Linked DNA regions of Homo sapiens: region 2 is linked to region 1. Evidence: read pairs that join two places in POLR2A ChIA-PET (ENCODE). Cell type or tissue: GM12878. All regions are shown on one strand.

Region 1 (2,500 bases):
AACAGGTACTCATTTTTATTTTTCATCAAAGACTGCTATATTTGTTTCAGAAATAGTCCAGTTGCTAACAGTGAGTAGGCATTTGTGTAAGGTTGTAAAAAAGAAATGTTTTGAAATGAATCTCTATTATGACTACAGAAAAGACAATCAGATTAATTATGTTCATGGACAGCGTTTTACTGATAATGATTTCCAAAATTGGCTCATCAACAGAGTCACCTTTTTGAAAATAGAGACCTGGATGGGTGCGGTGGCACACCCCTGTAATCCTAGCACTTTGGGAGGCCGAGGCAGGTGTTCGAAACCAGCCTGACCAATATGGTGAAACCCTGTCTCTATTAAAATTAAAAAAAAAAAAATTAGCCAGGCATGGTGGCGGGCACCTATAATCCCAGCTACTCAGGAGGCTGAGGCAGGAGAATCGCTTGAACCTGGGAGGCAGAGGGAGGTTGGAGGTTGCAGTGAGCCGAGATTGCACCACTGCACTCCAGCTTGGGCAACAAGAGCGAAACTCTGTCTCAAAAAAAAAAAAGAAAAGAAAAAAAGGAAGAAAGAAAATAGAGTCCTATGTTCCACTTGGTCAGAATATCCATAAGTGAGGCTGAGGTCGCTAGAGAAATTTTTGAAAAGTGCCTTAGGAACGCTAGTAATCAGAGTTTGGGACTTATTGGTGCAGACTGTATAGAGGGACATTTAACACTGAAATTTGATTTTGGGTGAAAAAAGTAATTTTTTTCCCTAAAAACCATAGTCTTGAGTTATTAAAATGTACAAACAGATTTTATTTATTTTATAAGCTTTTCTGACTTTGAAAGTCTTTTCAAATCAGTAAAATATTTTAGTCTCAGCAAAACTATTATATTCTATACTTTGGCTATTAAGTATTAGCAGACAAGCTGCTGGAAAAGTTAAATCTTTAAAAAGTTTGCAATTTGTGCTGCAAATGCTAAACCTATGTTTTTATCTTCCCTATATATACCGATGTTTTTATCCTCCTTCCTGAGAAGGTATGCTGTTTGAACAGACAAAAATACAGATACTGCCTAGCCAACACTAAAAATAGGAACATGTCTGAAATTCACATACTCATATGCCTCCCTGCACTTCCTGTACCCACCTACTGCTTTCTCTAGTTTCTATCCCTGGCTGCGGAACCAGCCCATCCCTTTCCTAAAGAGGCTTCTCTGTTGCTACATATCAATGCAGAAACCATTGACGTGCTTCTGTGTCAGCAATAATGCTCTGTCTTTCCTACCTCATTCAAGGATCCCAGGATTCTTTTTGAACAAGAAAGAAAGGTTTATTAGTCCTCCCCACACTTCAATGCGGCAAGGAGTCAGTATTATTTTGAATGAGGCCCAGAATGAACTCAGCAGATTCATAGAACTGGTCAGAGTGGCAGGTGAATCAAAAGTTGAGTTACAGGCCAGGTGTGGTGGCTCATGCCTGTAATCCCAGCCCTTTGGGAGGCTGAGGTGGGAGGATTGCTTGAGTCCAGGAGTTAGAGACCAGCCTGGGCAACATAGTGAAAACTTGTCTCTGAAACAACAACAACAAAAATTAAAAAATTAGCTGAGCATGGTGGCACTTACCTGTAGTCTTAGCTACTCAGGAGGCTGAGGTGGGAGGATTGCTTGAGCCCAGGAGGTTGAAGCTGCAGTGAGCCATGCTCACACCACTGCAGAGTGAGATCCTGTCTCAAAAAATAAATAAATAAAAGTTGAGTTACAAATTTGTTTCTATTGGTTTTTTTTTTTTTTTAGACGGAGTTTCCCTCTTGTTGCCCAGGCTGGAGTGCAATGGCATGGTCTTGGCTCACCTCAACCTCCGCCTCCCGGGTTCAAGCAATTCTCCTGCCTCAGCCTCCCGAGTAGCTAGGATTACAGGCATGCACCACCATGCCCGGCTAATTGTATATTTTCATTAGAGATGGGGTTTCTCCATGTTGGTCAGGCTGGTCTCCAACTCCCGACCTCAGGTGATGTGCCCGCCTTGGCCTCCCAAAGTGCTGGGATTACAGGCATGAGCCACTGCACCTGGCCTCTATTGCTTCATTTATTTATTTATTTATTTTAATTCAAGAAGAAAAATCAGCCTTATGTCTGCCAGTTTCTATTCTATTTAGCAGATTTCTCTTTGCTTTGTTCTAAATATACATAATTACTTTTTCATTTTCATACTCATTCTGAGAAATCTGAATTAATAATTATTTACTGAGTGCAATATCAGCTAGCTATTGCTGCATAACAAATTTAGCTGGTTAAAACAGCAAGTACTTATTTCACTCATAATTCTGCAGGCTGGTTGTGTAGCTTTTCTCTAGGTTTGCTTTCCTGTTCTTTGCTGGGCTTGCTTATATTGTCTGTGGTCAGCTGGAGATTTGACTGGAAGCTGGATGGTCTAGGATGGCCTTGCTCACATGTCCGGCCGTTGGCAGGTTGTTGGTTAGGAGCTGGCTGGCAGGGACACTTCATACTTTCTCCTTTCATCTTTCAGCATG
Region 2 (2,500 bases), 480 kb after region 1:
CATGTTTCTGTATTTTCCTAATTTCCTATGACAAGTATGTGTTACTTTTATAATTAAATTAAAAAACTGTAAGGTGAAAAATGTAAGATTGTTATAAGTATGCTGGCACCCAGTGATGGTAATATTTATCTTCAAATATACCTTAAGCTAAAATGTATCTTTCTAATGAAATTTTAGTTTTTAAATGTTCCTTTATAACTTTTCTTTCAATATTTTATCTATAATTAGCTTCCTGGTTTTAAAATTTCACATTTAAGGAACAACTTTCAAATATGTGCCTATGTATTCAGAGATATTTACAGTGCTTTTGTACATTATGTCATTTAATCCAGACAGTAATCCCATGAGGTTGGTGTTGTTATCACCTTTTTACAGAGGAAAAGCAAGGTTCAGAGATATTAAGGAACCAAAATCACAGTTAGTGGGTAGCAGAGACAGAGCTCCAATACAATTTTTTCAAAACTGGAAATTCAGAGTTTCCTGCATTTCACAATGGTGCCTGTTATGTAGCTCTGAAATGATTCCAAACACTTACATAGATTGCTACGTGTGACATATGTTTTGCTGTGATAAGAACATGGAGTGTAATCCCCCTCCACATGGGAATGTTACGTTGCGATGTTATAGGACCAACAGATTCATATGCCTGCTGTGCAGTGACAGACAGGTACAGAGATAGCAGGGTTTGCAGCAGAGAAAGAGTGTAATGATCACAGGGCACCAAGCAAGGGGATGGGAGGAGACCCTTAAATCCATCTCTCCGAGAAGTTTCTAGCTGACGTTTTTCAGGGGGTCATGGAGGGTGAGGGGCTGGGAAATTGGGGTCATTGTTTTGTCAGGTAATGGGGATGAAATCATCAGGATGTGGAAACTGCATTCTTTGGTGAGTCATCTCTTCATGGGGTCCTTCAGACCAGGTGATGTCAGTAGTTTCACTGGTATACAAAACCTGAAAGAGCAAATGAAAACCTCAAATGGAAAACTTAACATTTTATAATGTTTAAATTGTTCTCTATAGAGCAGTTAAGGGGAACTATAATCTTGTAACAGGGTCTATGTGATTCTAAGGCAAGAGGCACAAAACAACTATGAGGGAGTGGGTCAGAGAGCAGGCTGACCTAGCGATTAATGCTGCATGTGCTGCAAGCTTGGTATATTTTTGTTTCTTCCTCTCACTTCTTCCATGATTAATTTATAAAGTTTACAGGGACGGTTTCAATACCTTATCAGACTAGATATATGAGTTATTGGCCTCAACTACTGGACTCCAAAATACATATAAACCCAAGAATTTTAATTAAGAACAATTTTTTTTGACATAGGGTCTCATTCTGTTGCCCAGGCTGGAGCAGAGTGGCACGATCATGGCTCACTGCAGCCTCTACCTCTTGGGCTTACGTAATCCTCCCCCTTCAGCCTCCCAGGTAGCTTGGACTATAGGCACATGCTGCCACGCCTGGCTAAATTTTGTATTTTTTTGTAGAGACGAGGTTTCACCATGTTTGCCAGGCTGGTGTCAAACTCCTGGGCTCAAGCGACTTGCCCACCTTGGCCTCCCAAAGTGCTGGGATTGCAGGCATGAGCCACCACGCCCAGCCGAACCCAAGATTTTGACAGAAAGATTGAGAGCTTAGGTGATGGGTGCCAGAGCTACTCTCTGCCAACCTCCCCACCAACACCAGCATCACTCACTAGCAGTGAGGGGCCTTGTGTGTCACCACGGATTTCCGCCATGTTGGTCAAATCATCTCTTCTGAAAGCCTCCCCTGTAAAGGTATACCTCAAACTTCTATTAGACTTTACATCCTTTACATCCGCAGAGGCCTGCTTCCATCCTAAGTAATTATATTCCTTTTTTTTTTTTTTTTTTTTTTTTTGAGACGCAGTCCTGCTCTGTTGCCCAGGCTGGAGTGCAGTGGCATGATCTTGGCTCACTGCCACCTCCACCTCCTGGGTTCAAGCAATTTTCCTGTTTCAGCCTCCCGAGCAGCTGGGACTACAGGCACAAGCCACCAAGCCCAGCTGATTTTTTCGTATTTTTAGTAGAGGTGGGGTTTCACCATATTGGTCATGCTGGTCTCGAACTCCTGACCTCAGGTGATCCACCCGCCTTGGCCTCCCAAAATACTGGGGTTACAGGCATAAGCCACTGCACCCAGCCCCTAAGTAACTAAATTCTAATAATTGGATTCTAAAGAAAATCAGAACTCGTTCACTATGTGACTAATGTACTTCATTTATGGAGTGCATTCCTGTGAGATTTGTTGTCATTATTCTCCCCCTCTTTAAGCATTGTAAAAAAAATCTGTTTGTATGTCAATAACCCATGTGATTCATGAAATCATATTCTGATCCTCTTGTTTTAACCACACAAAGTAGTGGCTTGCTAGCATTATTTATATCCCAATGTGCCCTAGACATTTCAATCAAGCAGAGATGTTTGGATCAGCATGGTATAAGTACACGTGTTCTCAAATTTATTTTCACTGTTGCTTCCTAT

The links. ChIA-PET counts read pairs that join two places held together with the same protein. Peaks named below come from ENCODE experiments on the same cell type or tissue, not always from the same donor. Only the 100,000 strongest peaks of a DNase experiment are listed, where the experiment ranks them.
Region 2: POLR2A ChIA-PET joins it to region 1 with 7 read pairs; 2 of 35 experiments call an interaction of 5 or more read pairs at or near these places.

The regions. Positions count from the first base shown.
Region 1 is chr12:76,151,234-76,153,733 of GRCh38, forward strand. No RefSeq gene overlaps it. Among named protein-coding and RNA genes, the nearest start is that of NAP1L1, 68 kb to the left of the region's middle. In GM12878, no CTCF peak of the experiment used is centred here; a DNase peak (open chromatin) is centred at 1,148.
Region 2 is chr12:76,635,701-76,638,200 of GRCh38, forward strand. It overlaps LOC105369851 (a long non-coding RNA gene), which reads right to left. Exons shown (of 2, transcript XR_945115.3): 2 at 419-949. Among named protein-coding and RNA genes, the nearest start is that of OSBPL8, 77 kb to the left of the region's middle. RefSeq lists an enhancer at 467-1,666. In GM12878, no CTCF peak of the experiment used is centred here; no DNase peak of the experiment used is centred here.